Linked DNA regions of Homo sapiens: region 2 is linked to region 1. Evidence: chromatin loops called from intact Hi-C (ENCODE). Cell type or tissue: heart left ventricle. All regions are shown on one strand. Links, peaks and the distances in the headings refer to the core of each region. The heading gives the core; the rest is flanking DNA. Region 1 holds the start of LOC105370025 (a long non-coding RNA gene). Region 2 overlaps CCDC60 (coiled-coil domain containing 60).

The links. Peaks named below come from ENCODE experiments on the same cell type or tissue, not always from the same donor. Only the 100,000 strongest peaks of a DNase experiment are listed, where the experiment ranks them.
Region 2: it touches region 1 in a loop (3-fold over the local background); 3 of 110 quality-filtered maps call a loop at or near these places.

What each region holds. Positions count from the first base shown.
Region 1 is chr12:119,237,837-119,254,332 of GRCh38, forward strand. LOC105370025 (a long non-coding RNA gene) reads right to left here and starts at 12,628. Exons shown (of 4, transcript XR_945437.2): 1 at 12,514-12,628. In heart left ventricle, for the core only: no CTCF peak of the experiment used is centred there; no DNase peak of the experiment used is centred there; H3K27ac peaks cover 3,564 bases.
Region 2 is chr12:119,368,998-119,385,493 of GRCh38, forward strand. The region is part of intron 1 of CCDC60 (coiled-coil domain containing 60); the gene reads left to right. Among named protein-coding and RNA genes, the nearest start is that of CCDC60, 43 kb to the left of the region's middle. RefSeq lists enhancers at 537-1,736, 6,849-6,908. In heart left ventricle, for the core only: no CTCF peak of the experiment used is centred there; no DNase peak of the experiment used is centred there; H3K27ac peaks cover 3,605 bases.

The DNA of each region.
Region 1 (16,496 bases), core at 5,503-13,502:
CTGTCTCCTCTCCCTTGGTGACTTCAATTACACATACATTATTAATAGACTGCTTGAATTTGTCCCACATCTCATTGATGCTCTGTTCATTTAAAAAATATGTTTTCTTTGTGTGTTACACTTTGGATAGTTTCTATTACTAAGTCTTTGAATTTACTCATTTTTTCTTTGGAATATCTAATCTGCTGTTAATACACTTCTGTGTAGTTTTCATCTCACACATTGTAGTCTTCATCTCTAGAAGTTCAATTGGGTATTTTTTATGTTTTCTATAGTTCTACAGAACATTTTTTTAAACCTATGGAATACGGTTAGAATAACTGTTTTAATGTCCTTGTCAGTTACTTCTAACATCTGTGTCTGTTCTAGGCTGGTTTCAATGGGTTGATTTTACTCCTCCTTAGGAGTCATGTTTTCCTGCTTCTTCTCATGCTTGATAATCTTTGATTTAATGCTAACCAGGAGCTGGTCACATGACCTAATTCTGGCTAATGAAACACGGACACAGGACAGTAACAGTTCTAGTCCCCTAGCCATTGATTGGCTTAGGAGTGAACACGTCACCCAACTCTGCCGGGAGCTTTTTGGGAAAGGCTTCCTCAGTCTTAGGAAAGAGACCAGTTCCTCTGGATGTGGCCATTTCCTGACGAGACAATAGGGACTGGTGCATTTACTGAGCACTTGCTGTGTGCCTGACCCTGTGCTAAATGCATTAAGTTGTGTGATTCTCAACAGCAAGCTTTTGTAGTACATAGTATCATGATGTCCATTTTACAGATAAGGAAACTGAGGTTCAGCATGGTGATTACCCTTTCCCAAGGTCACATAGGTAGCCAAGGGCAGAGGCAGAATGGGAAGCCAGACCTTTCTGACTCCAGAACCTGTGACCTTAAAACCCTCCTCTATACTTCCTCTGAAAAAGAAAAACATCCTAACCCAGATGAGCCCCCTCATCCCACTGATCAATATTCATGTTGCTCAGAACCAAGTAATTGGGGCTGCCAAAGGGTGCCGAGAAGTCCCCCTAATGAACTTGTTCAGCTACTCTTCTGAAACAGCATACCCTGCTGGGCCCAGGGGCCTCTTCTGTCAATATTGACGTCTGTCTGAGACACTGGGAACCTGCCACGGATGGAGGAGCAGATGCTGCTAAGATTTAAAAGAGAAAGGAAGAGAAGAAACACAAATCCCCTCAACGAAGCTACTACTTAGAACCGCAGGCCCAGCAAACCCCTGTACATCTGGAGACACTGCAGTAGAAGCAGCTAGATCAGAGGCCAGCAGACCTACAAGGTGCTTGGCTGGGCTCCTGAACCCAGGGTCTGCTCAGCAGCGTCCTGGAGAGCTTGCTAAGCTGGGCAAGTCTGCTCTGGCAAGGGGACGATGCCTCCTTGCCAGGAGTGCTCCTTGGGGAGCTGAGATTCTAGATTTCTCAGCCTGCTCCCAGGTCCTGCCCAGCCCACAGCCCCCTAGAGGACTAGAGTCAAGCTCCAGGAAGGCATGTTTCTGGAGAGTGATAAAGAGGTTGGGACAACAAAACTGTCCTTTTTGAGAAGGGCAATGCTATGTAAGGAGTCCTGGCTGTGGAGTCAGACAGTTCTGGATTCAAATCCATAATAATAAATTCGTAATAATCCATAATAAGGGGGTTATCCTCTCTAGCAAATGGGGATTTCTGCACTCAACAAATGTTCATATGCCTGGAGATTATGACAATATAGAGTCATAGGGATGCAAATAAAATGCCAAACATAGAGCCTGACACATCAAATGTCCTCAAGAAGTACAGAAACTCCTGATGCATATGCAGGTGCCACCACCCCCATAGCTGCCCTGTCCATAAAGATGGTGACATGGCTGTGTAAAATGGGCTTCAGAGACAGAGTTTATTCTCTAGCCTACCTGCAAATGCTGTCATGCAATCTTGAGTAGTTAATCCATGTGATGGGTAATTTTGTGTGTCAACTTGACTGGTCCATGGGGTACCCAGACATTTGGCCTAATATTATTCTTAATGGACCTGTGAAGATTATTTCTGGATAAGATTAACATTTTACTTATTTATTTATTTTTATTTTATTTTTTGAGATGGACTCTTGCTCGGTCACTCAGGCTGGAGTGTAGTGTCGTGATCTCGGCTCACTGCAACCTCTGCCTCCTGGGTTCAAGCAAGTCCCATGCCTCAGCCTCCCGAGTAGCTGGGATTACAGGCATGTGCCACCATGCCCGGCTAATTTTTGTATTTTAGTAGAGACAGGGTTTCACCATGTTGCCCAGGCTAGTCTCAAACTCCTGAAATCAGGCAATCTGCCCACCTTGGCCTCCCAAAGTGCTAGGATTACAGGCGTGAGCCACTGCACCCTGCCTGAGGTTAACATTTTCATCGGTAGATTGAGTAGAGTACACTCTCTAATATGGGTAAGTCTCATCCAATCAATTGGACCAATCCAATCCAACCCAATCCAAAAATTGAGGACCTGAATAGAACAAAAAAGCTGAGTAAGAGGGAACGTCTCCTCCATGACTGCTTGAGCTGGGCTATCCATCTTTTCTGGCTTTGAACTTCAACTGAAACATAGGCTCTTCTTGCATCTCAAGCATGCTGGCTTCCAGACTGGAGCTTACTCCATCAGCCCTCCTGGTTCTCAGACATTTGGACTCAGACTGGAACTATGCTTCCGCTCTCTTGGGTCTCCAGCTTGCCAAGATCTTGGGACTTCTTCACCTCCATAATCATGGGAGCCACTTCTTTGTAATAAATTAATAAATCTTTTCTCTCAATTAGTTATGTTTCTGTGGAGCATTCTGACTAATACACTCCACTTTCCTAATTCTGTTTCCTCATCTGGAAACTGATGAGAATCTTTCTTACTTCACGGGTTGTTGTGAGGACAAGCAGTTACGGCATAAATTGCAATACAGCTTGCAATGTGCTATGAAATGGGTAAGAATGGGGGCTTGGGGCCCAAAGAAGCACGTGACTCAATCTTAAAGAATAGCTTCTTATAGGAGGAGAGCAGAAGGAGTGGTTGATGTCCAAAAGAGAGTATGGAAAGGGTGTTTCAGGAAGTGGGAAAAGCATATGCAAAGTCTTTGAGGCCAAATAGCGCGTGGCCTTATCAGAATGTTGAACGTAGCTCAGTATTTCCAGGGCCAAACCATGGGTCTCTTTCCTGTTACGTTAATGGTTTGGTCTTTATCTTGAAGGAAATGGAAAGCCACTGAAAAAATTTTAGGCACAGCAGTGACACGAATCTGGGGATTTTAAAGAATTTATTTTAACCTCTCTGAATCTCAGTCTCTTTATGACTAACATTGAAAAATATCTCCACCTGCTTCACTGAGTTTTTGTGAAGACCAGCTGAAGTTATGTACCTCAAAGTGCTTTGTAAGTCATTGCGTGCTTGGCAAACAAAAGGTAGGGTTATTAACCAATAAGTCAATATTATTATATCAACTTCAAGGCTTTCATCCCCCGAAGTTCCTCTAACCAAAACCACGAGTCAAATAAGATATGGGGTAAGAACTTATTTGGAAAACCCTAAAACTTTTGATGAGAGTTAGCGATTTGCTAGTTGCCTTTCCAGTATTTGTGTTAATTTGGGTCTTCCAAGAGGCAGATGCCCAAATGAGGTTACACATGCAAGAAGTTTATTAGGGGAAAATGCCTGTGAGGGAAAATGGGAAGGGAGCCAGGGGGAGAGGGGAGCTGGGACATTCACCACCCAATGCAGTTCTAATCCCAAGTGAGGGGTAGACAGCGAGAAGGAAGAGTGGGTAGAGGCATCTTGGACTGCAATGCAAGGTTGTTCAGCAAGGCCAGTAGGGAGTCCTTGAGCCAAAGTCACCTGTCAGGGGAGTCGTGTCTCTCCAGAATGGGACTGCCTTAGTATTCCTGTTGCACTCAGCCACCGGCTGGAAGCAGCCCCGGGGGGACGTGTGGCCGTTGCATAAATGCAATGATGGATTTCAGAGCACAGCAGCTGAAGCCCTAGATCCATCATGCTCCCTGCAGCAGAGATCTGAGAAGTGCATGTTCACAGTTGGGACAGTATCCAGTACCCTTCTTGATTTTTGTTTAGGAATCTGCTCCTTTCCTGCTCTCAGTCCTCATACCCAGGCCTGAGCCAATCAGAGCATCACAGTGCCCTAGGTGCAGCCATTGGTGCATTCACAGACACATAACCTAAGCTGATCCAATCAGAGGGAATTCAGAGTTTTAAGAGATGCATTGGGGAAAAGATGCTCCTATCTTTTCTCTGGATTTGAACTTGGAAGGATGAAATTCAGGAGTCGGCGGGGAGGGCAGCTCACGCCTGTAATCCCAGCACTTTGGGAGGCCGAGGCAGGCGGATCACTTGAGGTCAGGAGTTTGAAACCAGCCTGGCTAATATGGTGAACACCCCTGTACTAAAAATTTAAAAATTAGCCGGGCATGGTGGCGGGCACCTGTAGTCCCAGCTACTCCAGAGGCTGAGGCAAGAGAATCGCTTGAACCCGGGAAGCGGAGGTTGCAGTGAGTCGAGATCTGCCACTGCACTCCAGAGGGAGACTCCGTCTCAAAAAAAAAAAAAAAAAAAAAGAAAGAAAGAAAGAAAAGAAAAGAAAAGAAAAAGAAATTCAGGAGTCGAGGCAGCACCATTGATCACAGGAGGAGAGCTCCACAATTGGAGAAAGAGAAGTTGCACATCAACATATCATTTGAACTCTTTTTCCTCAGACATGCTTGAAGCCAGGATTACTCTCGTGACACTTTAACTTTGAAAAATCTGTGTATTCCAACTTTTCATTTAAAAAAAATTTAAGAGCTTTATTGAGGTATAATATGCAACAAACAGCACAGACTTAAAGTCTGCAACTTGATGTTTTGACATATGTATACACCAGTAAAACCATCTCTACAATCAAGATAAAGAACATATCCATCACCTTCTGAGTTTCCTCCTGCCTCTTTTACTCCTTCTCTCTCAACCCCTGCCTTGGGCAATCTGATTTCTGTCACTGTGGATGTTTTCATTTCTAGAATTTCATATCAATGGAATCATACAGTATATACCTTTTTTGTCTGACTTCTCTCATTCAGCATAATTATTTTGAGATGCATCCATGTTATGTGTATCAACAGTTCATTCATTTCTATTGTTAAGTAGTATTCCATCAGATGGATATATCAGTTTGTTTATCCATTCACCTGTTGATGGATATTTGGATTGTTTCCAGTTTGGGGCTATTACAAACAAGGCTGCTATAAGCATTGTGTGTAAGTCTTTACAGGAACACATGCTTTTATTTCTCCTTGGTATATACCTAGGAGCGGACAAGATGAATCTGATGGCAGATATAGTTTACATTTTTTTTTTTTTGAGACAGAATCTTGCTCTGTTGCCCAGGCTGGAGTGCAATGGCGCAATCTCGGCTCACTGAAACCTCTGCCTCTGAGGTTCAAGCTATTCTCCTGCCTCAGCCTCCCAAGTAGCTGGGATTACAGGTGCGTGCCACCATACCCGGCTAATTTATGTATTTTTAGTAGAGGCAGTGTTTCACCATGTTGGCCAGGCTGGTCTCAAACTCCTGACCTCAGGCGATCTGCCCGCCTTGGCCTCCCAAAGTGCTGGGATTACAGGCATGAACCACTGCACCCGGCCTAGTTTACTTTTTTAAAGAAATGTCAAACTGGTTTCCAAAATAGTTCTACAATATTACATTTCTACCAGCAGGATGTAAGAGTGTCATTTCTCCCAGCCGGGCGCAGTGGCTCCTGCCTGTAATCCCAGCACTTTGGGAGGCCAAGGCAGGCAGATTACATGAGCCCAGAAATTCAAGAGTGGCCTGGGAAACATGGTGAAACTTCATCTTTACTAAAAATTAAAAAAAAAGAAATTAGCCTGGTGCAGTGGTGCATGCCTCTAGTTCCAGCTACTCAGGAGGCTGAAGTGGGAGGATGGCTTGAGCCTGGGACGTTGAGGCTCCAGTGAGCTGTGATCATGCCATTGCACTCCAGCATGGGCAACAGAGTGAGGCTGTCTCAAAAAAAGAAAAAAGAGTTTCAGTTCTTCCACATCCTTGCCAACACTCAATATGGTAAGTCCTTTTAATTTTAGCCATTCTAAAATAGGTGTGTAGTGGTATCTCATTGTTGTTTTAGTTTGCATTTTCCGAATGACTAAGGAGAGCGAGCACATTTTGATGTGCTTATTTGTCATCTTTATAGCTTCTCTGATGAATTATCTGTTCAAATATTTTGCCCAGTTTTTAACTGGGTTATTTATTTACTTCTTATTGAGTTTTGAGAGCTCTTTACATATTCTAGATGCAGATCCTTTGTCAGATGTATGATTTGCAAATATTGTCTTCCAGCCCTTGGCTTGTCTTTTCATGTTCTTCACAATGTGTTTGAAGAGCAAAAAGTTTTAATTTTAATAAAGTTGAATTTGTCAATTTGTTCTTTTATAGATTGTACTTTTGGTGTCAGATCTAAGAAATGTTTGCCTATACCAAGATCACAAAAGTTTTCTTCTATATTTTTTTCTAGAATAGAGTTTCTCAACCTTGGTACTCTTGACACATTATTTTAGATAATTCTTTGCTGTGGGGGTCTTTATACACATTATAAAATGTTTGAGAGTGCCTCTGGCCTCTACCCACTAGACACCTATAGCATGCCCCCTCCACTTATGACAACCACAAATATCTCTAGACATTGCCACGTATTTCCTGGGTTGTGGGGTAGGGGGTGTCAAATTGCCCCCATTAAGAATTACTATTCTAGGAATTTTATAGTTTTAAGTTTTGCATTTAGATCTATGATCCATTTTGAGTTAAATTTGCATTTCATACAAGTTATGGATCCAAGTGCTGTTTTGTTTTTTGGGGTGGTGTTTTTGGCATCTAGATATCTAATTCTTCCAGCACCATTTGATGAGAGGACTTCCTTTTACCACTGAATTATCTTTACACCTTTGTCAAGACTCAATTTTTTATATATGCATTTGTGTATTTCTGGACTCTCTATTCTGTCCCATCGGTGATGAATATGTTGGTCTTTTTTTTTTTTTTTTTTTTTTTGCCAATGCAATACTATTTGGTTACTAAACTGTAAGAGTCTTGAACTTGATTCTTCTTTATCAAAGTTGTTGTGGCCATTGTAGATATTTTGCATTTCATATGAATTTTAGAATCAGTTTGACAATTTCTACCAAAAATAAAGCCAACTGGGATTTTGATTGGGATTGCATAGATCAATTTGGGGAGAACAGACATCTTATCAAAATTGAGGCTTCTCACCTATTAACATGATATATTTCTTCATTTATTTAAGTCTTTTTTAATTTTTTCTTTAAATGTTTTGTAGCTTTCAATGTATAGTTCTTTCACCTTTTTTGGTCAGATTTATCCCTAAGTATTGAATTTGTTGTAAAGGGTATTTTAAATTTCAATTTCCAATTGTTTGTTGCTAGTGTATAGAAATAAAATTGATTTTTGTATATTGATCTTGTGTCCTGCAAATTTGCTAAACTCATTAATTAGATATGGTAGTTTTATGTAGATTACATAGGATTTTCTACATAAATAATCATGCTGTCTTCAAATAAAGATAGTTTTACTTTCCAATCTGGATGCCTTTTGTTTCTTTGTCTTGCCTTATTTCACCAGTGAGGACCTCCAGCATATTGTTAAATAGAAGACGTGGTAGTATATCCTTGTCTTATTCTGATCTTAGGAGATAGTATCCAGTTTTAGCCATTAAGTATATTGTTAACTGTGGGAATCCCCTTTAAGATTTGTTTAGTGTTTAGTTAATTATTCCCCACCAATGAGTAAGACCCGTCTGTAGTCTATTCAATGCCCTGAGATCCATGAGGTTTTCCAGTCTGGCAAATGGGAACAGACACTGTTCTTGGTCCTGTGTAAATGCCAACACTGTTATTTCTAATCCTTTCTGATAATTCTTTCCCCAAACTTGGGTCATTTCCTCAAATGTGCAGGCTGATCCCTCCTGTCTTGAAAATCCAAGGATACTCTCTGGCCAATCTTTGGCTTTCTCCCTCTATGCAACTCTCTTCTCTCCACTATTCCAATCTGGTTCCTCCAGACACCTTGGCCTCCCCAAACTTTCACTTCTGTCTCCTTAATTTAGGGAGTCTCCTCGAATCCTCCTAGGCTGCAGCGTGGAAAGTCTCTCAAAGCAGTATGCTGGAGCAAACCCAGGGCTCACTTTGTTTCCTGTCTTTCAAGGTTAACTGTCCTCTGTTTCCTAAGATCCAAAGTTTAAAAACCATTGCATCATACATTGTATCTATTTTTTGGTTGTTTTAAGCAGGAGGAAAAAAAATCTCATTCCTGCTACTCCCTTCTCATGAGAAGCAGAAGTTTGTTCAATTGTTGAACTAACACATTCCCAGTTTGTGTTGGGATTCCCATTGTTGCTAGCAAAAACATTCCAATTATTATAGTCACATGACCTGTCTGGCCTGGGAAAGACTGAGCCAGAGTCTTATCCTGCTCTAGATAAAATGCCAGAGAATGGCCAGAAGTGATGGTAATTCTTTTTAATTATTCCAAAATAAGGGGTTTGGACAGAAAGTATTTGGGTGGTATTGAGAGGTGGTAAAGCCCACAGAATCTGGAATTACAAAAGGCTTGGGTTTGAATTCTAACCCAGTGACCTCCTAGTCATGTGTGACCTGGGAAAAAGTTACTTAAATTCCCTGATCTTCAGTTTCGTTATCTATGAGATGGGAATTAATTATAACCGTACCTTACTGACAACGAGATTGTTTGAGGAGTCACTAGAATGATACCTGTGAAGCTCAGTGCCTGGCAGGTAGTAAATTATATACTATTGTATGAAAAATGATAGCTGTTATTATCAGTAACATGCTATGCTATACAGATCCAACCCTTTTGACAATGATCTAACTTTGATTTTGCCTTGTCTGCATCTATAACCCTAATAAAGCTTAGATTCATTATCTATTTCAGTTGGATAGGCCTAATACCCTGTCCCCCAAAATTGTGTGAGCTGTGATGTCAGCGCCAAAATCAGTAAGAATCAACAGTGGCTTAATTTAGTTGATCAAAGCTGAGAACAAAGACTTGGGATCTGGTTTCCATGCAGATATTTGGGCCCTGCATTATTTAAATTATTTGATTGGACTGTTGTGCTGAAGATGTCTATCACTGGGACCGTCCAACCACACAGCATCCTAAAGGGAAATGCCCCACCTCCATGCCCTGGTTAAGATATGAGCCCAGTAACCCTTGACTCTGGCCCACTGCTGATTGGACCACACCTGATTAGATATGAGCCACCAGATCAGGTCTGATCCAGTCAATGACATAGGCCTTGGCCTGGTAAAGAAGAGAGGAGTCTCTCTCTTCTGGAAATTTGGACTATGTATAGTATATCCAGAGAACTAAATATACCCGGAGACCAAAATAGTCATACTTTGGCACTGAAGTAGCAAAGTCATGAGGTTGACTTCTGGCTGGAGAGGCTCTGATAGACCAGAAGCAGGCAGAGGTTTAGAGGCAGCAGAACCATGGGTAAGCAATGAAAGGGTTTGGATGTTTGTGCCCCCAAATCTCAGATTGAAAGGTAATCCCCAATGTTGGAGGTGTGGCCTGGTGCGGGGTGAGTGGATCATGGGGGTGGACTTTTAACACCATCCGCTTGGTGCCTTCTTTGCAATAGTGAGTGAGTTCTTGTGAGATCCGGTTGTTTAAAAGTGTGTGGCACCTCCCCTTGTTCTCTTGCTCCTGCTCTCACCACGTGATACATCAGCTCCCCCTTCACCTTCTGCCATGATTGTAAGCTTCCTGAGGTCATCCAAAAGCTGAGCAGATGCCAACCATGCTTCCTGTATGTACAGCCTGCAGAACTGTGAGCCAATTAAACCTCTTTTCTTTATAAGTTACTCAGATTCAGGCATTCCTTTATAGCAACACAAGAATGGCCTAACACACCCAGTAAGTAGAGAGAGTAGAATGAACCCACAGAGGAAATAAGCCAGGCTAGAGCCCAGCTAGTCCCCAAGCCTGCTTAATTCCCAACAGTTTCCATTTCATTTCTGGCTCCTGTTCACAGCTATCTCTTTTCAAAACAGCTTTTTCTGTTTTGAAAATAACAAGTAACACATTATCACTGGGAAAAAAAAATCAGAAGAACCCCAGAGAAGAATCTAAATGTAACACAAATTCTCATCTTCCCAGAATAGTGCATTTCCTTCCCGTCTTTTTTCCACACAATTGCAGACATTTTTTTTTCCAGAAAATTTAGATCATACTATTTATTAGACATTTTATTTGTTTACTGTAACTTAACAATGTATCATTTCCCACCACTTTAGGAGGCCAAGGTGGTAGGATCACTTGAAGTTGGGAGTTCAAGACCAGCCTGACCAACATGGTGAAACCTCGCCTCCACTGAAAATACAAAAATTAGCTGGGCATGGTGGCAGGCACCTGTAATCCTAGCTACTCGCTAAGACTGAGGCAGGAGAATCGCTTGAACCCAGGAGACGGAAGTTGCAGTGAGCCGAGATCATGCCACTGCACTCCAGCCTGGGCAACAGGGCGAGACTCCACCTCAAAAAAAAAAAAAATGTGTAATTAACTGTTCCCCATGTCAATAAATATTCTCTTCTAATATTCTTTTAAATGATTTTCTAGTATGCCATCCTAACGATATGTCATCACGAATTTATATAATTCCTTGTCATTGAACAATTAGGTTTTTCAAAGATTTTTTCTTTGCTTTTGTAAATAATGTTGCAATGAACACAGCTGCAGCTAAATCTTTGCACACATAAGTGATTATCCCCTTATCATAAATTATTAGAAGGCCAATTGTTGGGTCAATGGGCATGCACATCTCTTAAATCTCTTATACATATTGTTCAATTACGCTCCAGGAAAGCTGTAAAAAATTTATATTCCTACCAGTAGCATATGAATGCATCTGACCCAAGGAGTTTTTTTACTGATTCTGCCAGACGTTGGAGACCACATTTCTACTGTCTGCTATATGTCTGGTATACAGTAGGCACTCAATACCCGTTTGTTGACCCAAACTGAAGTGGCTAGGTGTCCTCCTTCTATCTCAAGGAGTGACTAGAGAGTTTTCTTTCTCTTGGGCTAAGTTGAGGGACCTGTGCTCCTTGCAGCCACCACAGCACCTAACACTTTTCCCTGCATGCTCTTCTTTGGGAAAATCATTTCTTTTTTCTTTCTTTTTTTTTTTTTTTGAGATGGAGTCTCACTCTGTTGCCCAGGCTGGAGTGCAGTGGCATGATCTCAGCTCACTGCAACCTCCGCCTCCTGGGTTCAAGCGATTCTCCTGCCTCAGCCTCCTGAGTAGCTGGTACTACAGGGGCGTGCCACCACTCACGGCTAATTTTTGTATTTTCAGTAGAGATGGGTTTTCACCATGTTGGCCAGGCTGGTCTCGAACTCCTGACCTCAAATGATCCATCTGCCTTGGCTTCCCAAAATGCTGGTATTACAGGCATGAGCCACCATGCCCAGCCTGGGGAAATCATTTCTAATTTCACCAGGGAATGCAGAACCCCTGGGCAGCAGATCCAAGCCAGAGATCCTCCCCTCTTTCAAACTGTGACCTCCCAAGAGTGGAGTCTGTTCTTTTCTCTCACTAAAACCAGTTACTGAGTAGAGAAAGACAGAAGAAAATGAGACAGATGGAGAGCTCATTAAAACAATCAATTATTTCAGTGCATTTGGACATGACAAAAGTACACCAGGGTGTGTGGATTTTTAATAAGGCCGGTGCCGAGAGAGCAGCCGCGGGACCGACGGGCAGAGAATGAGACATTGCTTTCTAGAAGGCACCTACTGTGATAATGTTACCTGCCATTTATGCTGCGGCAGAAAATAGACACAAAATCAGAGAACGTTAAATCTGAGATAATGGGTTTTTTAATTGTTTTCAAATTTTGGATGAGCATTTTAATTGAAGTGGTTTGGAGGTTAATATAACTTTTGTATTTGATTATCTGGCAAGAAGAGGGGGGAATAAAAGAAAAGTGGGGGAAATTGAGGTAGTCTTTTAAAAAAGCCTCTCGTAACACATAGCATGATAAATTCCATTTCTGTACAATCGTTTTCATTATATGTGTCAGAGGCAAAATGATTTCTGTACATAATTAGTGCCAAGATGAGAGAAATGCTGACACCCTGAGGTTCTAAGTTAACCCGCTGCAGGCTGAGAGGGAGAGAAATTTTTTACTCTTTCAATAAACTTTTATTAAGAGTTAGAAGGGATCTCATATTTTGGAGTTGCCCACACAATGCCAGGCACTTTTTATAATTCTTTTTCAATCTCTCAACAACTCTATGAGAATTTTCTTCTTATTCTTGTTTCAAAGATGAGATGACTACGGCTCAGAAAGTGTAAGTGACTTGCTCAAGGTCACACAGCTAGTTAGAAAAGGCTGAAGTTTTGACCCAAACCTAATTGATTCTGAGGTCAGTGTAGCAGAATGAAATCATACATACCTGGGTTCAAATCCCCACTCTTATAATTTAGGAGCTCTGTGAGGCTGGGTGCAGTGGCTCATGCCTGTAATCCTAGCACTTTCGGAGGCTGAGGACTAAGGAACGCTGGAGCCCAGGAGTTCAAGACCAGCCTGAGAAATGTAGGAAGACCCCGTCACTACAAAAAAAAAATTTTTTTAATTAGCCAGGCATAGTGGTGCATGCCTGTAGTCCCAGCTACTTGGGAGGCCAAGGAGGGAAGACTACATGAGCCCAGGAGATCTAGGCTCTGTTAGCCAAGATCGCGCCACTGCACTCCAGCCTGGGCAACAGAGCAAGATCCTGTCTTAAAGAAGAAAAAATGAGCTCTGTGATTTTGGGCTTATTATTCAATGTCTTTGAGCCTCAATTTTATCTTCTGTAAAATGGTAATAAAAATCTTAAAAGAATAGATAGATAATAATAGCACAGTTGTCTATTGATAGTTGTTTTTTTTTCTTTTGAGAATTTACTAAGGTAATTATGAAACACTTATTGTGGTTCCTCGGATAGGGCAAGTACTCAATAAACATTAGCTGTTAGTATTAACAGCAATCTGCCCCCTGTATAAAGCTTCTTACTATTTCCAATGTCCTATGGGGAAAAGTTTCCGAGGCATGATCCTCACCTTCAATAGAGCTTACAGTCTACTGAGATAACAGACCAAGATCTCCAAATTTCCAGGCAATCTAATAAGTGGACAAAAGGCTGGTGACCAAATATTCCTCCCCAGTTTCCCAGGATTTCAAATATTATTTTACCCTCTCATCTAACATACCCACCAACACCTTCCTCTCCCTACCCGTACCATGGATCTTAATTCCTTATTTTGGAAAACGTGATCTATCTAATCACCCAGAAAACTATCTACAGTGTTAGACTTCATCATCCATAGGCATTGAGGGTGAAGAGCAGGTTTTGCCCTTGTTGGAAGCCATGGAAAAATGAAATTGCAAGTCTTTGGCAAACATGAAAGGTTTTGCCTTTCTACAATTGGAGAAACTTTGGCAAGCTGAAGGAAGCAGGTGATTTGAGGAACTCTGTTAACTCTTTGGGGACCAACGGCCATTTCTTATCCAGATACTTACAAGTTTCTTTTCTCTCCCAAAACTGACACTGCAGGCAAAAAGGACACAGGGCAGAATTTTCCCATTTGTTTCTGTCTGTATTCAAGCTCCATTGCCCGCCCAGCAATGGTAGCGATCATCTGTCAAGTGTTTACCCTGTGTCAAACCCTGGCCGCATCTGTCCAGTGCTAAAGGGACCTGAGGTTCTAGGGGTCACCCAGGTTGTCACTGGTGAACATGAGATTTGAACCCACTTTGCCTGACCTTGCAACAGTGCCTTCCTGCTATCATTCTACCATTCACACCAATGAGGCGAGGATTAAGTCCCATTTCTGGTCCTGTTCCTTCCTCTTAAGGAGTAGTCTAGAATTCTCTCCAAATAGCCAAAGTGAAATAGGACTTACCTGCTTATGCTTACTTGAGCTTCTTGGCCTGATATCTATTAGTCACTCAATAAATGTTTGTTGAATGACTGCTTGATTGGCTACTACAGATACAGCCACTGTAGATCCAAGATTTTAAATACAAATATTCCAATTTTGAAATTTTTGTTTCACTATCAAATCATTTTGTATTTTAAAAAAGGTGGAAAGGGCCTGGGGTCTTCACATTGTAGAAGAAAAGAGACTACTAGGGGATTTTAATGCAAAAGAGATGGCCTTGGACAAATCACTTAACCTTTCGGAGTTTCCATTGATTCACCAGGAAAATTGGGGTGATAACACCAACCTAAGCTGGTTCCCTTCACACCCTCACACCTGCTTCCTTCAGCGTCACACACACATACACTCACACACGCTCGTGCACACACACTCTCACATACGCACGCACACACTCAGGGCTGTCTCTGGACATTTTTCGTTTTACAGCCTGGGAAGCAGGATAAGGTTTAATATGGAGGAGGAAGAAGATGGCCAGGGGTCTGGTTCCCCAAGGAAACTGAGGTTGGAGTGAGCTCCTATGGCAAGAGGGAGTGAGGATCAGAAGCTGATGGAAATGCTCATGAAAGTCTTTGAGCTGTGTGGGGCACAAGCAGGATAGACTTGGGGCCCAGGTGCAAAGTATGGTCCACAGAAGGAGTAGACTTTCTTCTCACCATGCATGGGCATAGTGCCATCCTGGCAGCCCCAAGACCAGAAGCTTTGAAGCACCAGGAGGTAGCTTCCTGGCATGGACATTGCTGTTATCACAGTGAGCTCAGTGGTGACAGTGTCATCACTCCAAGTGACTTCACTGGTTGAAGACATGGATCCAGAAGAGGAGAACAGGACAGCCGGATGCTGTGAGTGAATGCACCTGCCCTTCAGGCTTCTGGGCATGGGTGAGAGCTGGAGGGAACATGGATGGGGCAGGATGGGAGCTTTCCTTCCTGCATAATCAGGTTGGGACTCAGGCCAACCCACCCTGGATACAGAATCCACTACTTCTCACCAGCCCCACTCTTACTACCTGGTCTGAGCTGCCATCGTCTCTCACCTGGATCCTTGCAGGAGCTTCCTAACATCTCCCTTGCCCCTCACAAACTGTTTTCAACACAGCAGCCACAGAGATTATTAAAACCGAAGTCAGATCACATCACTTCCCTGCTCAAGATTCTACAGTGAATCCACATTCAGAATCAAAGCTGACTCCTTACAATGGCCATAGGCCCACAGGACCCAGCACCCTGGACCTTCTCCATCTCACCTCCAATTACCCTCCTGCCTCTCTGTCCCACCTCCAATTACTCTCCTGCCTCATTCCCTCTGCTGCTGCACACCAGCCTCCTTGTTTCCCCAAACATAGCAGACACGCTCCTGCCCCAGGGCCTTGGCACTAGCTGCTCTCGCTTGCAATTAAACTTTTCTCCAAAACATGCAGATGGCTTACTTTCTGCCTTTTTCAGATCTTCACTCAAATGTTACCTCTTCAGGGAGACTTTTCTTTTTTTCTCCCCCCCTCTTTTGCGGAGAACAGGGTCTTGCCATATTGCGCAAGTTGGTCTTGAACTCCTGGGCTCAAGCTGTCCTCCAGCCTCTGCTTCCCTAAGAGCTGGGATTACAGGCATGAGCCACCACACCCAACCCAGGGAGACTTTTCTTGACCGTATTTCTCAAAGTTGCAACCTCACTCTACCCTGCACTCGCCGTCCCCATTCCGTGCTTTGGTTTCCACATAGCACTCCTCCCCGTCTGATATCCCAGACATAGTGTTAATTTGCTGTTGTCCTACCCACAGCCCACTAGCATGTCAGTTCCATGAAGGCAGGGAACACGGACTCGTGGTCTGTCTCCTTTCCTGCTACATCCCCAGTGCCTAGAATAGTGCCTGCCAGATGTCAGATGTTCCATTCAAAAAATATTTGTCGAATGACTGAATTAATGAATATAGGCAGTGTGACCCTTTCTTATTTATTTATAAATTTATTTATTTATTTATTTATTTATTTAGACAGAGTTTCGCTCTTGCTGCCCAGGCTGGGGTGCAATGGCACAATCTTGGCTCACTGCAACCTCCGCCTCCCTGATTCAAGCGATTCTCCTGCCTCAGCCTCCCGAGTAGCTGGGACTACAGGCATGTGCCACCACGCCCAGATAATTTTTGTTTGTTTTTTTTTTTTTTTTTTTTTTTTTGTGGAGACAGAGTTTCACCATGTTGGCCAGGATGGTCTCAATCTCTTGACCTTGTGATCCACCCTCCTCAGACTCCCAAAGTGCTGGGATTACAGGCATGAGCCACCGCGCCCGGCCCGACCCTTTTTTATTTTGTACTCATTTATTTTTTTTTGAGACAAAGTCTCACTCTGTTGCCCAGGCTGGAGTGCAATGCTGCAATCAGGGCCTCAACCTCTTAGCCTCAAGTGATACTCCCACTTTATCTTCCCAAGTAGCTGGGCCCACAGGCATGCGCCACCACACC
Region 2 (16,496 bases), core at 4,360-12,359, 130 kb after region 1:
TCTCTTTGGTGACAGAGGAAGAATTGTGGAAAGATAAGAGTCTCAATATCCAACCACACAGTGAGGTCTCAGCTGGTAGAACTCAAGGCTGCAGAACTAGGGATACAGGAGGTAAAAGCAGGCAGGCAGGTTGGTACAAGAGAAGAAAATAACACAAGCATGACCTTATACGAGGCCTTCCTTTCCTGTGCTGGAGGAATGAATGCTAAATCCAGGCCTGAGAAGTAGCCATATTTGGAGAGAAAGACGCTCGCAATGTAGGTTTTAAAAAGATTTACAAGGCACAAAGCACCAAGCTCATCTCCAAGGAAGTCTCCCCTTTCAGCCCAGAAAAGGGTGAACACTGCAAGTGGAGAGCTGACAAACAGCATTCCTGGGGGATGGGGGAAGCTTTCTAGTTTTATTGGGTTAGAAAAAACACTTGTATTGCATTAAATTTCTTAAATCTGCAGAGTGCCAGAGATTCAGAGGGCTGCAGAACTTTAAAGCCCACTGAATCCTTGAAAGCTAATGTAAGCTCCCTGGAAATCATCTTGCCAGAGAAACACTGATGCATAGTGGTTAAGAATATGGACTTGCTCACTAGCTGTGCAGCCATAGGCAAGTTACTTTGCCTCTCTGAGCCCCACAGTCTCCATCTACAAATGGAGAAAATAATAATACTTAGCTCGTGGAGCTGTTGGGAGGATGTTAGGAGGATGTAATTAGCTCGTGGGGTTGTTAGGAGGTTAATGTGTTGAAGCAGCATCCCGTATGTTGTGTTTGTTAATTACTATTGCCTGCTGCCTCCCAGTACCTAGCACGGGGCCTGGCATGGAGCAGGTGCCAGTAAATGGTTGTTGAATGAATGAATGTGGTGAAATGGGGGTTCAGAGGCTTGCCAAGGGCATCAGTAAGTGCCTCAATTATTCAGAATTTTGCCTTTCAATCCACCACCTAAAATCAGGGATTTCAAATGTAAATGTCTTCAAGACCCAGGCAGGAAATACAAATGAGTAAATTCAGCTTGGGGATAAGGACGTATACCTCCCTATCAAACACAAGAAGAGACCAGGCCAGACCAGCTTTGAGGCCGCTTCAGGAAAGGTGGTCACTTAACGTGTTCCAACATGCCTGAACCTGTCCAACGCCTGATTCAGTCCCATAAGCCCAACCCTGCACTTAGACAATTCCAAACAACACAATCCATTTTAAAGTTCCATTTCTCTCCAACCCACAGAATCCATAATGAATTAAGGAAAGCATATCAAATATAATCATGCACTATTGTTAAGTTCTTGGCAAAGTTGCCAAATGTCAGGCAGACAGTGCGCCCCGTGGTGCATTCCACATCCGGGACTATGGCTTAAGTTGTCATGATAATGAATTGCCGTGCTCACTTAGGCTTGGGAATAGATCCAGAATATCATGTCGAGTTGAGAAAAGAAGTGCCTCGCAAAGGTGACACCTTATACCTCATTTGCAAGGCAACAATCCCAAACACACATCACAGGTATGGATGGATGAGAGAAGGTTATTTTCAACACAGCTCTTTAAAACTGTACTTGAGGGCCTGAAGTCTATGTGAAGGGGTCACGTGGATGGAGCAGTCCACTCCTCCCTGCTCATCTCAGGAACAGCTCTGACATCTCACCAACAACCTAGGCCTTGAAGGCTGAAATGCAGAAGTTCAGTAATAATTTAAGCCTGGAACTGGTGGGGGCATTCATCAAAAACACTTACTCTTCAACAGTTTGGTTTAGAATATGAGGCAGGCATAGTGGCTCATGCCTGTAATCTCAACACTTTGGGAAGCTGAGGCAGGATGATCACTTGAGCCCAGGAGTTTGAGACCAGCCTGGGCAACATAGTGAGACCCCATCTCTACAAAATATTTTCAAAAAACTTAGCCAGGTATAGTGGCACACCCCTGTAGTCCCAGGCACTTAAGAGGCTGAGGTGAGAGGATCCTTTGAGCCCAGGAGGTTGAGGCTGCAGTGAGCCATGACCATAGCACTGCACTCCAGCCTGGGTGACAAAGTGAGACACTGTCTCTATTTTAAAAAATAAAATAAAATAGTAGCTTTTTAATCACCCTGGGCCCTGGACCCTAATGCCTCAGCGATTGGATGGGTTGGTTCTCTCTACCTGATTCCATTTCTTGAGACAGCCTTGTGTTTCTTCATTAAACCACCATCACTGGGGACTTGATTCCTTCTATAGGAGAACAAGATCAGATCATGACATTGTGTCTCCATCAGCAAAATAGATACTTGAGATAATTAATAAAAAATGCAAGACACTGCCCCCACCCCAAGTGGTACCCATGTTCAATAGGAGAGAGGGGAGGAAGGGCTTAAAGCCAGAAAACTTCAGGGATTTTTCTCCAGAGCCCAAATCTCATAGTTCCCAACCTATTCCCAAGGCCTGGATAGAGCAGTGGCTCAATAAATAGTTGTGGAATGAATGAGTGAATGAATGAAATGAATGAGTGAATGAATGACTCGGTCTGCTTTGTGTCAGAAAAAAACAACTACCCTTATAGTCAGAGCTGGGTTAGAATCCCATGTCTACCGCTTAAAAGCCATCAAATCTTGGTCAAGACACTTCTCTTTTCTGAGCCTGAGGTTTTCCCATTGGTGGGATCTCAGAAGCGCTCCCAAGTTGCTGTTTCAATTTTCTAAAACAAACCACAGCATCCATCCAGTTCTCCAGGCAGCTGTGTTTCCTAACCCCAGAGTTGTTCATTTCTTTAGGAATAGGCTTTTCTCCGGGCTTCAAGAAACAAACCAGCTTGGAATTCTTCCTGCAGAGCCTGGCCAGGAATTCCCCTCCCTGGCTCTGGGAAGAGCCCATCCACTAGAGCCTACATCCATTATTAAAAGGGGCTTGTGCTGAGTCTCTGTGATGATGCCACCTAAGGACTCTCTCAATCTGGTGATCCCAGGTGGGAGGTGGCACTAGGACAGAGGTTAGAATGGCAGGTAAGCATGATCTTAGGCCGGACGCAGTGGCTCACCCCTGTAATCCCAGCACTTTGGGAGGCCAAGGCGGGTGGATCACTTGATGTCAGGAGTTTGAGACCAGCTGGCCCAACATGGTGAAACCCCATCTCTACTAAAAATACAAAAAAATTAGCCGGGTATGGTGGATCGTGCCTGAATTCCCAGCTACTCGGGAGGCTGAGGCAGGAGAATTGCTTAAGCCCAGGAGGCAGAGTTTGCAGTGAGCTGAGATCACACCACCGCACTCCAGCCTGGGTGACAGAGCAAGACTGTGTCTCAAAAATAAAAAATAAGAATGGCAGGTAAGCATGATCTTTAAGAGTTAGGCTAGCCTGGGCTTGAAGCTAGGCTTCTCTACTTAATGGCTGTGCCACTTTGCCTCTCTGAGCTCTCATCTGCAAAACTGGGGCATAATGTCAATCTTTCAAGAGACTGTGAGGTTTAGAGCTGATGTATAGAACCCTAGTAACTAGGAACCACCCTCCCATAGCGTGGCTTCCAGGGTCCCAGGGTAACATAAATCAAGACAGAGACAATCACTGGGCAAAATCTCAGAGATTTGATTGACACATAAAAATCCCCCACATTATGGAAGTCAGGCAGTGCCATAGTCCAAAGCTGCTTCTGGAAAATGCTTCAGTGTTCAGCCTCCACCTACGAATCCCCACTCAGAGAGATATCTCGGTGCTTGAGTCCCCCCGCCTTATCAGCAGGCATGACATAGATTTCACACAACACCTGGGCCCTAGAGATGGTTGCATAACCCACTAAACAAGCCACAATGCCTGGGCCTTAGAGGTTGCTACACACGCCATGGTGACATGCAGCGTAATTTTAAATGGACAGTCACTTTCACTCTTCCTTGTTTATGATGTGTTCATTTCAATAGTGCATTAGGAAAACTCTAACAAGGCGTTTCAAAAGCATAATGTCGTGGATATTATTGCTTAGGAGAGAACTAAAGTAGATACTTAAGGTTTTTTGTTTAACGTTACTGTAAAGAAAAATATTAATAGTAAAAGTGGCAGTGCATGAGTACCACAATAGATTATGATGATTGTAAGTGAAAGTTTGAATTTTGGAAAACGTGGAATCAGGAGGAGGGGGCAATGTCAGGTTTAAGCTGCAGAGTGGGTGGCGTCTCCTTTACAAAGTACTGAAATGCAGTCAAGCTGACTGACCTGGATCTAACCCTGGAGCAACTTCAACTTCCTGATGCTAAATGGGGAGCTCAGAATATAACTCCAATTCCCTTACAGTCATAAAATGCCTAGCACATAGCATTTACTCAATAAATAATCTGTGATTCTTTTGGTGGTGCTTAAGAGAACACTGATTGACCTAAAGAAAAGCTGGCTCCAATCACTCTAAACCCCACCGGCAGCTATGTGACTCTGAGCCAGTTACTTAACCTCTCTGAGCCTCAGTTTCCTCATTTGCAAATAGGGGTTTTCATCAGTCCAACCCTGCTTATCACAATTGAGGCACTGTCAATAGAAGCTTGCTGCCAAACCACTTACTACATGCCTCTGAGTGTAGGACCATGTCTGTCACCGTGGTGAGCAATTTCAGCAAAGAGGAGCAGCGTGGTGGACTTGAAACTGCACTGGTGAAAGTTTATGCTTTAGTTTTGCCACCAAAAATCTGTGCAAACTTAGGCAAGATACTTTCTCTCCGGGGTGGGGTGGGGGGGGGTCTCAGTTCCCTTATCTGTAAAATGAGATGGGGGGCGTCCCCCTTCATTTCCACAAGTTCTCATTAATGGAAGCTTGGCTTAGCCTCTTTTCTAGCCATCCAGATGTTTCTAAAATACACCACTTCTGACATGGCAGAGACCAAACATGTGGATGATTGACTACATTTTTCACGTTTCATTTGTTATCTAGACAGGCTTTAAGTACATGGATAATGAACCTGGAATTTCAAATGAACTTGAGCCAATTCCTTTCTCACTCTCTCTTTGAGGCAAGAAAGGTTTCTTTGAAGGAAATGAAGAGAACTTTATCTTTTTTTTTTTTTCTGCTCCTGACAGAACACCAGCTCTTGCCCAGGGGCTGAGTAGTAGGAAGCCAACTTGCCAGAGGGAGAAAACCTATGCTGAAGAGGCAGTTTTCTGTGCTGGTTAGGTACACAGACTTTGAAATTCCAAAAGCTCTGGGTTCTAATCCCAGCTCTGCCACTTAATGGCTGTTAGACTTTCATCTAGAGACTTAAGATCTGAGGGCCTTCTCGTCCTTAGATGGATAATAATACCTTTGTCACTGGGTTATTGTGAGGATTAAATAGATTAAAATATTAAATATAATGTATTACACCACTCATCCATGGCAGCCATGAAGAAATTACCTATAAGGGTCAATGCTATTACTCTCCTCCTTTTTAAAGATGAGAAAACTAAAGCACAGAGAAGTTAACTGACTTGCTCAACTTCAGAGGTAGTAAGTATGAAGCTAGGAAAGGAAACCTTATAGAAATAATAAAGACAAATACATAGATAGTTGCAATCTGGACGGGAAAGGGTATGATGAGAGATGCTATAGAGGGGTGGTGGTGTTCCTGGAAAGGGGTCTTGATCGAGACCCCAAGAGAGGATTCTTGGACCGCACATAAGAAAGAATACGGGGCAAGTCCATAGAGTAAAGTGAAACCAAGTTTATTAGAGAAGTAAAGAAACAAAAGAATGGCTACTCCATAGGCAGAGCAGTGGCATGGGCTGCTTAACTGAGTGTATTTATAGTTAGTTCTTGATTATATGCTAAACAAGGGGTGGGTTTTTCATGAGTTTTCTGGGAAAGGGGCAGGCAATTCCCAGAACTGAGGGTTCCTCCTCCTTTTAGACCATATAAGGGTCATTTCTGGTTGTTGCCTTGGCATTTGTAAACTGTCCTGGCGCTGGTGGGAGTGTCTTTTAGCATAATGCATTAAAATTATGAGCAGTGAGGACGACTAGAGGTTACTGTCATTGCCATCTTGGTTTTGGTGGGTTTTGGCTGGCTTCCTTACCGCATACTGTATTATCGGCAGGGTCTTTGTGACCCATATCTTGTGATACCAGTCCTGCCAACCGCCTATCTTTCTGTGACTAGGAATGCCTAGCCTCCTGGGAATGCAGCCCAGTTGGTCTCAGCCTCATTTTACCCAGTCCCTATTCAAAATAGAGTTGCTCTGTTTCCAGCGCCTCTGACAGTGGGGTTTAGGGACAACGTGTCTTAAGAATGTATCCATATGGACAGAAACTTTTGCCCCATTGATGTGCTGGTAAATGTTTAACAACCAGCTTTCTGGAAAAAACAAACAAGCAAGCAAAAAACCCTAATTTGCAATGTTTGTTTGCCAGTTTCCATGGTGTAAATATTCCCACTGTGGCCAATTTCAAGCTATCGATCACTGAACAAAGAATTGGGAAGCAGATGCATACAATCAGCTCTCATGCAATCACCCTCACCAGCTAGTACACCATTGCTTTCTCCGCACTGGACTTGAAAGATCCCCCTGAGCTGTCTTTGCTGGGCCACATCCCTCCACCCTACCTACTGACCCATCAGAGAATGTCCCCATACAAATAAAATGTGTCCATGAGCCCCTCCCCCCAACTGTCTCTCTATGAATAGCTCACTGATGGCTGTGTTTTACTTAATCAATCAAAATAATGGGGTGTGGAGTCAGGGACTGAGAGACCAGAGTCCTTCGTCCACCTAAACTGCTCCCTGTATATGACAAAGACAGTTTTCAGCAGAATGAACAGAAATAGAGCCGTGGAGGGAAGTGGCTTGGATGTCATGAAAATTTCATGTGTTTCTGATGCATGCAGGATGCAATGTGGGGAAGTGGGTGAGCCAGAAGGCCCTGGGGACAGTTTTCGAAATGAATCAAGTCCTCAGCTTCTTCCTGCAACAACCAGCCCCTCCCTTGAAGCTCTTAGTATAAAGTCTGACAAACGTGGAGCCACCTAATCAACTTGCCCGTTGTCTCTTTAAAAGACCTCCTCTCCTGACTTTCCTCTGGTGAAAAGAGCAGAGTGGTAATCAGACAGAAAGGTCACATTATACCAAGAAATGTGGCTGTTGGAAGAGAGCCCACACACCCACGCCCATCTGGATTTGTGTGTTGGACACGTTTTCTTCTTGTATTTCATTAATAACAAAGAAAGCATGGCCACCTTCAGAAAAACGCACTTGCTAATACCCCAGTGAAGCTTAGCCCACTCAATTGGAACAGCAGAGGCAACCCTCTCTGAGCTGAAGATTGGGGTTTGCCAAAAACTGCCTTACACTACAAGGCTCATCCTTGATCACTTTGATCCCTCCTGTCCTATCTTTCCAGGAATACCTGCAGGTCTCCAATTAACCAGAATGAAGAAACAGGGCCGAGGGCAGTGGCTCATGCCTGTAATCGCAGCACTTTGGGAAGCTGAGGCGGGCAGATCGCTTGAGTCCAGGAGTTTGAAACCAGCCTGGGAAACATGGTGAAACCCCGTCTCTACAAAAAATACAAAAATTTGTCAGGCATGGTGGCACGCACCTGTAGTCCCAGCTACTTGGGAAGCTGAGGTGGGAGGATCGCTTGAACCTAGGAAATGAAGCTTGCAGTGAGCCAGAATTGAGTCACAGCACTCCAGGCTGGGCAACAGAGTAAGACTTTGTCTCAAAAAAATAAAATAAAATAAAATAAAACTCAGGGGATGGTCCTAAGTACACAGTGGTAATCTCAGGATGCTGGCTTCGTCTGGTTCATTCCCAAACCTCCCTTAGGCTCCTATATCCTTTAAACAGTGTGCCCCTATATATTTCCAACAGAGTGGCTACTTTATAGGCAATGGTATAAGTAGTTGGGGCTGGGGTCATTTACCCATTTTGGAATATTGGGGGATGTTCTGTAGCTGCAGGGATTTAGGGCTAGAGAAAGGCCTTGTCTTTCTCTGGGCTGGATAGTATTTGCAAGCTTCCACTAGACAATGTGGATGGAGACTAAGCCCTCAATATTCCAACTCAGGCCAGACACAGTGGCTCACACCTGTAAACCCAGCACTTTGGGAGGCCAAGGTGGGCAGATTACTTGAGGCCAGGAGTTCGAGACCAGCCTGGCCAACATGGTGAAATCCCATCTCTACTAAAAATACAAAAATTAGCTGGGTGTGGTGGCACGTGCCTGTAATCCCAGCTACTTGGGAGGCTGAAGTATGGGAATCGCTTGAGCTTGGGAGGCGGAGGTTGCAGCAAGCTGAGATCGTGCAACTGCACTCCTGTCTGGGCGACAGAGCAACACTCCATCTCAAAAAAAAAAAAAAAAAAAAAAAAAGAAAAAGAAAGAAAGAAAAAATTCCAACCCAAGTCTCAAGAGACGGAGAAGTAAAATAAGAAATATCTTCCAATTGTTGTAAAGCCTTGTCTCTGTAACCACAAAAATCTGGTAAATTCAAATAATCAGTTCTGTTTTCTTTTTATTCTCAGTGTTTACATGCACAAGTAATAACATCACTACATTAACTCTGTAAACAGTTACAATATTATAAATAAGGTTAAAAGTATCATTCACCATCATCCCAAACCAGTTTTACTCCAGAAGTAACAACTGGTCACTATATAGTTATTAACTAAACTAACTAAATAGTTAATAACTAACAAAATAGTTACAAAACAGTTATTAACTATTTAGTGTGAGTCCTTCCATATTCCCACTTCTACGCACAACTAGCAAATGAAAAAATTTGGAATCAAATCCAGGAAAATTTGGTTTCAAAGTCTTTTCATTTTACCTCTACACATTTTTTTCTACACCAAATTTAACCGCTGTGTGAACACAGGCTCTTAAACCCTTTGCCAAGGAGCATAAGGAAGTGCTTGCGGTATGCCAGGCACAGACGTGGCATCGTTGTCTGGGGTAAATACTCGAGGTTTGCTGTCTCACGCCAGGGAAATCGAGGACGCAGACACACAAGAAATGAGTTTAAGAGCAGAGGTTTCATAGGCGAAAGAAAGAGAAAAGAGAATAGCTCTCTTTCTTGCAGAGAGAGAGGAGCTCCCAAGTGGGACTTCCAGCTCCATGGTGAAATGCACGGGGTTTTATAGAAAAGCTTGAGGAGGCGGTGTCTGATTCACATAGAGCCCGAGAGATCAGTCGGACCAGGTATGACGTTTGCATAGTATGCAAAGAAGCTGGCCATCCCACCCTAATCTCTTACTAGCAGATCGGTTCTCTACCTGGCGGGTGCCGTGTTGTCTGTTCCTTACTGTACACGTGGTTGACAAAGAAAAGGGAAGATGGAGCCACCATGTTGAACATGCCTGGCCCTCAGGTAGCCTTTTCCTATTGACACAGCTGCTGGCATTCACCCGTGCAAGCTTCTAGCTTGCCTTTCTATGTCTGCAGCTTGATTTTACAGGCTTCTCTTTGTTAGAAAGGAAATGATTTGGGGGCTGCCTTTTATTAAAAGGGAAACCTTACCAAGGACTCTCTTACCCTCACTATCTGCCTAAATAATTTCTTTCTAGCTCCTGTATCAGCACTAAACCAAGAACCTCAATTAATCTTTACAGCAACATCATGAGGGCCAGTGTAATTGGTTCCATTTTTGCAGGTCCACAGACTGAGGCTCAAGAAAATTAGGTAACTGGTCATAGAGCTAATAAGCATCAGGGATAGGATTGGAACCCAGGTCTGTCCATGCTCTTAACAAACATGGTGCCTGCCTCCCCAGACACAGCTGAAATTTGCTGTCCCTCCAACAGTTGTAAGTGGATTGGTGAAATTGTTTTTGTTTTTGTTTTTGCGAAGATCCTCAAGGCACAAGCCTATATAGTATCACAAGCAAAGCCCTATGCACAGGCCAAGATTGACACAGGCTTGTCAAGACAGCAGGCAGTGAGCCTGTTGGATATGTGCAGAGAGCCAGACCCATAGACGAATCTTCCCTCTGTACATGGTGGGTAAGCCACCCATCTAAGATGTTGATAACAATCAATGCTCAGCCCAGGGCCAACACATTCTGGTGGGTCTGGGACAAGAGGGCAAGGTCATCAGACGACAGCTTTATTCAGTAGTTCTCCACTCATTCTGGAAGCCCCCAGCTCGGCCTGGCTTGGTTTTACCAGGCAGAGGCCAATTCCAGCATTGAAGAGGAGAAGAAAAAAAGAAAACACTAGGAGCTCATGCCAGACCTTTGCTAGGAAGCTAAAAATAGTTGTTGCTGCGGAAGGCCACAGATCATGAAACACATATGCCAACATAATAACCGTGTATAAAATCACCCCATGTGGGGTGTCCTCCAAACCACTCACAATTAAGCTTAAGTGATGATATATAGAACATCATTTTCCAGGTGGAGGACACTCAAATGTTTTGTGGCCTGGACACCCAGGAGATGTTGAAAGGGCTAGACTGGACTGAAGCCAGGGCTTGCATCTGGAGCCATGGGCAGCCTTACTGCCATCCATGAAGTTGATTGGGTACCCACGAGGTCCACAACACTGTTCTGCACTTTGTTGGGTTACAGGAACAAAAAGGAAGCATGCCATGGCATGGCAGAGGTGGGTAAGCTTCTTATCTAATCCTCATAGCAACTCTGAAATAGACACTCTAATAATCATATAATGCCTGGCACATAATGGGTCTCAATGCAATGTTACTTAGACCCAGGGCTTTCTTGAAAGTATGTATGGTGAAATGTGCAAACAGATCAGATGAAGATTTAATTGCCATAGTCATACACAGTAATTCACCTGCAGATGGTAACTGATGTGTGGGAGATGCTAAATATGGAAAGGCGATGACTGGTTTGAACTGATTCAGGGAAGCTACTGGAGGTAGGGTAGCCCTTTGGCCATGACTTAAAAGTTAAGTAAGCAGAAGCCTCAACACCCTGCTTGGATATAAAGCAAAGCTACCATTGAGAATACCCAGCAGGCGAAATGCAGATGTTAATTAAATATAGATGTGCATATACATACAGATGTGTACAGTGGACAATTGAAGGTCAAGCCCAACTCAGTGGTTACTAAAGTGTTTGTGTGGGGGTGCAGGCAAGAAAGTATCTCAATGCCTCTATCTCTGAAATGGGCACAAATGGAATCAGATTGTGGAGCGGGACTGCAAGAAGTCTTCTAGTTCATCCCTCACACACACATTCTCTAAGAGATGGCCAAGTGTCTCAGAGGCTTTTTCAAGATTTTTCAGTATTAGATATAAATCCCTTGGAAGCAGTTTTGTTTTACATTCTTAAGAGGACAACCACAGTTGGGTGGGAACAGTCATGTGTGCTAGAAGCAGCTCATACTGAACCTATTGTATTCATCTCCTTCCAACTCTTGGTCGGAATTTGGTGATCTCATATTGGTAGAGTAAAATCAGCCATGATGGGAATATTTACACCATGGGAATTGGCAAACACTGTAAATCAGGGCCTTTCCTTCTCCCCTGGAGAGCAGATTGTTAAGCATTTGCCAGCGTTTGGTGGGAAATGAATATCAAGAAAGTATAGTGAGAACCTGACGTCGTAATATCTCAGAGTTGGAAGGGATTTTAGGTCTTCTCTTACCCAACCCCAGATTTGGTGCTAGAATTCTTCTCCCAGGAGTTTCTCTGAGGATGGGGCAGTTACTAACAGCAGATGGTGAAATGATTTTTCAGTGTTACATAGACATTAACATGAAATCGCATAGCAGAAAAGGTACTTGTTTTTAAATTCTCTTTTGTCCTTTTTTATTATGCAAAGGAGAAAGTCTCAATTTAGTGCTATTCAATTTTTAACACCTCTCTAAGGACTTGTTGCTCTTCCTTTTAACAGAAAGGGCAGGCCTCAGGCTCAGAGCCTTGTGAAGATTAGTGCCTAGCTGTAATTGAATAGCTTCTTTTGTTTTTATTGTATTTACTTTTATAGTTACTTTCTATTTGTGACATGCAGGAATGGCTTTCTTCTTACAGTGATAGTAGTAAGTTTACTTTTTATCACGTTTCTAAAATGAGCTCAATTAGAGACAAATATTAAGTAAATTATAATAAAATTAGTGTAGAGAGATGGCAAATATCCTGAAGGTGGTTTGTGAATGACCAACACGTCTGGAACACAGACGTACCCTAGATCAGGCAGACTTTGCCTGAATATGCCCAGTGACAGGGAGGTCACCACTCGGTAAGGCACTTCTGTTACGGTAATCAGTGAAACACTTCATTTGAATTAACAGGGACTTTTGTTTCTTCCTCCCCATGACCAGCACCATATTTAAATTAAGTGTATTTCCTACAATATTCTCTTATTGGGCCAAAACTACTCAGTCTGCAAGGTCTCCAGTTTCTATTCTTGGTTTGCCTTTGGCTCAATATCTCCATTAATTGTCATGGGCTTAGGGTCTTTATGATGAACTGAGCCATGATGACCTTTAAAGTCGAATTCTGTCCTTGGTGTGTCAACATTTCTCCAATTGAAGCTGTTCTCCCTATACAAGAGGAATTGGAGTCTGTGGTTGCCAAGCAAACGTGGCAGGATAATTTGTTTCTGTGCCTTAAATCTCTGGAATTACTGTCTCTAGCTCCCTATCTTTGTCCTTTGGAAAACCAGATCCTCAGTGTGATATCCTGATACTCAGACTCAGTGGTAGTAATCACTGCTCCCTACTGTGGCCTTCCTGTGCACCAGGCACCAAACTGACAGCTTCCCATGCATCCTCTCACTTACACCTCATGACAACCCCAGTGGCACCTGCTATTGCCACCCCATTCTAAGGACGAGGAAGCTGGAGCTCAGAGAGTCGAAGTCACTCAAGGTCTCCTGGCCAGCAAGCAGTGGAGTCTGGACTCTTAGATCTGTGGCCCCAAAGTCTCAGTGCTCCAAACTTATGAGAAGGATTTCTTATCTCAGACCCTAAGATCTACAATGGAAAGTTGAAGCAGGTGACATGGGGAGGTGCCTGTGCTACAACCAGAGACCCTTTAAGGAAAATTCTTGTTTTCTAAAGTCAGAAGAATGTGCAGTAAGTGAGCACAAAGCAGGCTGGCTCTTTGCAGGCATCTGACACCTTCTCATGACCTTCCTATCTTTATCGTTAGTGCTTGAGAGAGAGAGATAAGGCGGGGCAGGGGCAGAGCCAGGGAGAAACCCTACTTGACCCCATCCAGGCAAATGCATACCTCTCTTCTCCTTCCACAAACATGAAGCTGATTTTCATGTGCTTTAGCCACGAAACTTTTAGCCACAAAAACTCTTTCCCTTGTCAATGTTCAGTAATTAAAATTTTCTCAAAACCTGCAAATGAGCTTCACAGCAGTCTTTAGCGTTTTACCATGAGGCAGAGATATGTCTTCCAGGCCTTTTTTTGACATTAATCCATTCAGCAGACTTGGCCTGATGCTCGGCTGTGTGACAGCCAGCGCACTGGTCACTGTGGGTACAGGGAAGCACGATGAGCACCATTTCTGCCCTCTGTCTTCATCCCAATAAGTCCTGACACAGAAGGGGAACAGGGTACAAAAGTTCTGTGGGAGCACCTAACTGATGAAGGGGTGGAGGGAAAAGTATTCGTAACAGGGGGAAGAGCATCTGTGAAGGCCCTGAGTCATGAGACAGCAGGAGCTCAAGGAGGCCCAGTATGGCCTGTACTACTGGGCTGGCCCATCACAGGCATTCAGAACAGTGGGAATGAATGAATGAATGAATGAATGAATAAGCAGAGTGTAATGGGGCACACTGGGAGATGAGGATGGAGATACACACTTAGGCTGATTCATGAAGTCTTTGAAGTCTGTTATGAGGAATTTTGACCTTGAGCCTAACTGTGAGGGGAGGCCATGGACGCATTCTACACAATAGTGATGTGATTATGTTTCATGTTTCCCCAAACATGCCGGGCCACCAAGCTGTGACTATCTCACCACCCACCCATCCCAATACACTCAATGTGAATACAAAGCTTTACTTCTCTCCTTTGCTCCCAAAGAGATGAGGTGCTGAAAATGCAGCAGACCCAGGGTAATTGGAGATCTACTGATGGCGGAACCTCTTTGTGCTTGCCTGTTAGCCATGTTCTTGAAGCTGGTCTTGCAGGCATAACCCTGGGTGGCCACTGCACTGGAAATTAAATTAATTAAAGAAATTAAATAATTGATCAAAAGTCTGGAAGTGATTGGATGAATAGAGATTTAAATCCAGATCTGGGCTGGGATCAGTGGCCCACACCTATAATCCCAGCACTTTGGGAAGCCAAGGCGGGAGAATTACTTGAGCCCAGGAGTTCAAGACCAACCTGGGCAACAGTGAGATTCTATCTCTACAAAAATAAAATTAAAAATATATTATCCAGATCTGCTTTTGCTTCTATAGCATCTCTTTCTGGATGTTCTAGAGAAGTCTTCTCGCCCCACCCATATTTCCTATTTCAGAGACAGGAAGCTATACCGACCACATGGTCCCACCCTCCAGGCTACAGATGATTGGACCAAAGGGAAACACCTGATACAAGCTGAACCAATCAGATTTCCTTATCTGGAACTTGGACTTTAGACACTGAAAGACGGATCCAGATAGCCACAGAGTATGGAGATGAGGGCCCCATAAACTCTAGGGCCGCGACAGCTATGATGGGCTGTGTGCGAGAGCAGAAGGAGCCAGGATAGAGAAAGAATAAAGAAACGAGTGTGCAGAAAATAGCATATCTGAGCATTCATGCCTTTTGAGAGCTCAAGAGACACAGCAAGTAGCTGAGCTGTCCTGTCACTGGATACCATGAGATTTCCTACATTTTTAAAAACTTGAGCTGAATGAACCTGTTTCTTTCTGCCCACCACAGATACCTGAATAAAACGCAATCTAGACAACACAAGAGACCTTCAAGAGGGCATGTTCATGAGATGGGTGAGCGTGTTATAAGCTGATGAAAAGACTTGGGGTGTCCATGGGTTTCTTTGTAATATCTCTGCCTAGCCACTTTAAAGAGACAGACCTAGGCCGGGCGCGGTGGCTCACGCCTGTAATCCCAGCACTTTGAGAGGCCGAGGCGGGCGGATCACGAGGTCAGGAGATTGAGACCATCCTGGCTAACACGGTGAAACCCCATCTCTATTAAAAATACAAAAAATTAGCCGGGCGTGGTGGCGGGCGCCTATAGTTCCAACTACTTGGGAGGCTGAGGCAGGAGAATGGTTGTGACCCAGGAGGTGGAGCTTGCAGTGAGCTGACATCGTGCCACTACACTCCAGCCTAGGGGACAGAGCAAGACTCCATCTCAAAAAAAAAAAGAGAGAGAGAGAGACAGAGCTAAGATATTGTGCAGCCAAGGGAGAGTGAAGGCAGAAAGGTGTCAAAGCACAGGGCTGCAAAATGAAAGATGCTTCATTAGGGGTTTGGCATCTGCTTCTTAAGAAAAGAAGAGGAGCACAGCTCAGGCCTTCTTCCTCCCTGCAGCTTCACCACTAATAAAGGCAGCTGGGTGATGAGTTTCTGTATCTGGCAAATCTACTTCATTTTCCATCCCTCTGTCGACTGCAATGTAAGACAGCTCAAGAAGAAATTAATACTTGGAGTCAGTGTCAGCCCCACTGACAGCAGATCAAGGCTGAAAGACAAATTGCTCATCACAGTTCAGGGAGCCGGAGCTGGGAGAAGACAGACCTGCCATTCCCTGCGAGCTCCGGGCCGCTCCCACTGGTGGCTAACTTTACAAGGGACCCATCCTGGCTTCTGCCTACCTGTGAAGTCTGCAGAGAGCTGCAAGGGGCTGGTCCTGGGAGAGCAACTTGTTGGACATCCTTAGGGCCCCTTAATGACCCTGTGTTTGCAGCATGTCACCATGTCACTGGTATGACCAAGCCTAATGCCCTAGAAAAGCTATTTCTGGGCATCACCTGTCACCAGCTCATTCCAAGTCGTGGATTCTCAATTTTCTTTATGACACCTTGACCGCTTGGCCATGAAGGATATTGTGTTTTGTGGGTTGAGTTCTGCACAAGCTCCTGACCAAACATTGAGTGGGGGGGCTGATATCCAGCCCTTGCTTCACTGGCGAAACCATGTGCCCTGGCACGGGGCTGCATTCATTTGGAGAGAGGGTGGCTTTTTCTAATTTTTACAGAGGTGCTGCTTAGATTAATGAAGTCCTGGCAACATTGTGTTATAGAGCTATGGGCTTACTTGTTTATGGTCTGTGTCCCATAGGTAGAATATTGACTCCTTGAGGACAAGGACTGTGCTGGAAATATACCATTTGCCTCTCCAGAACCACTTGCCACCCTTCTCCTCCCTGCTCTGTGCCCCAGGAGAATGACAACTTAATGACCTCCCTTGCTCTCCAGCCTCCAGTTGGATTCAGCCAATAGAAAGCACTGCTGGGAGATCAAAGGTGATATGGTTTGGCTGTGTCCCCACCCACATCTCATCTTGAATTGTAGCTCCCATAATTCCCGTATGTGGTGGGAGGGACTTGATGGAAGATAATTGAATCATGGGGGCAGTTTCCCCCGTACTGTTATTGTGATAGTGAATAAGTCTCACGAGATCTGATGGTTTTATAAAGGGTTTCCCCCTTT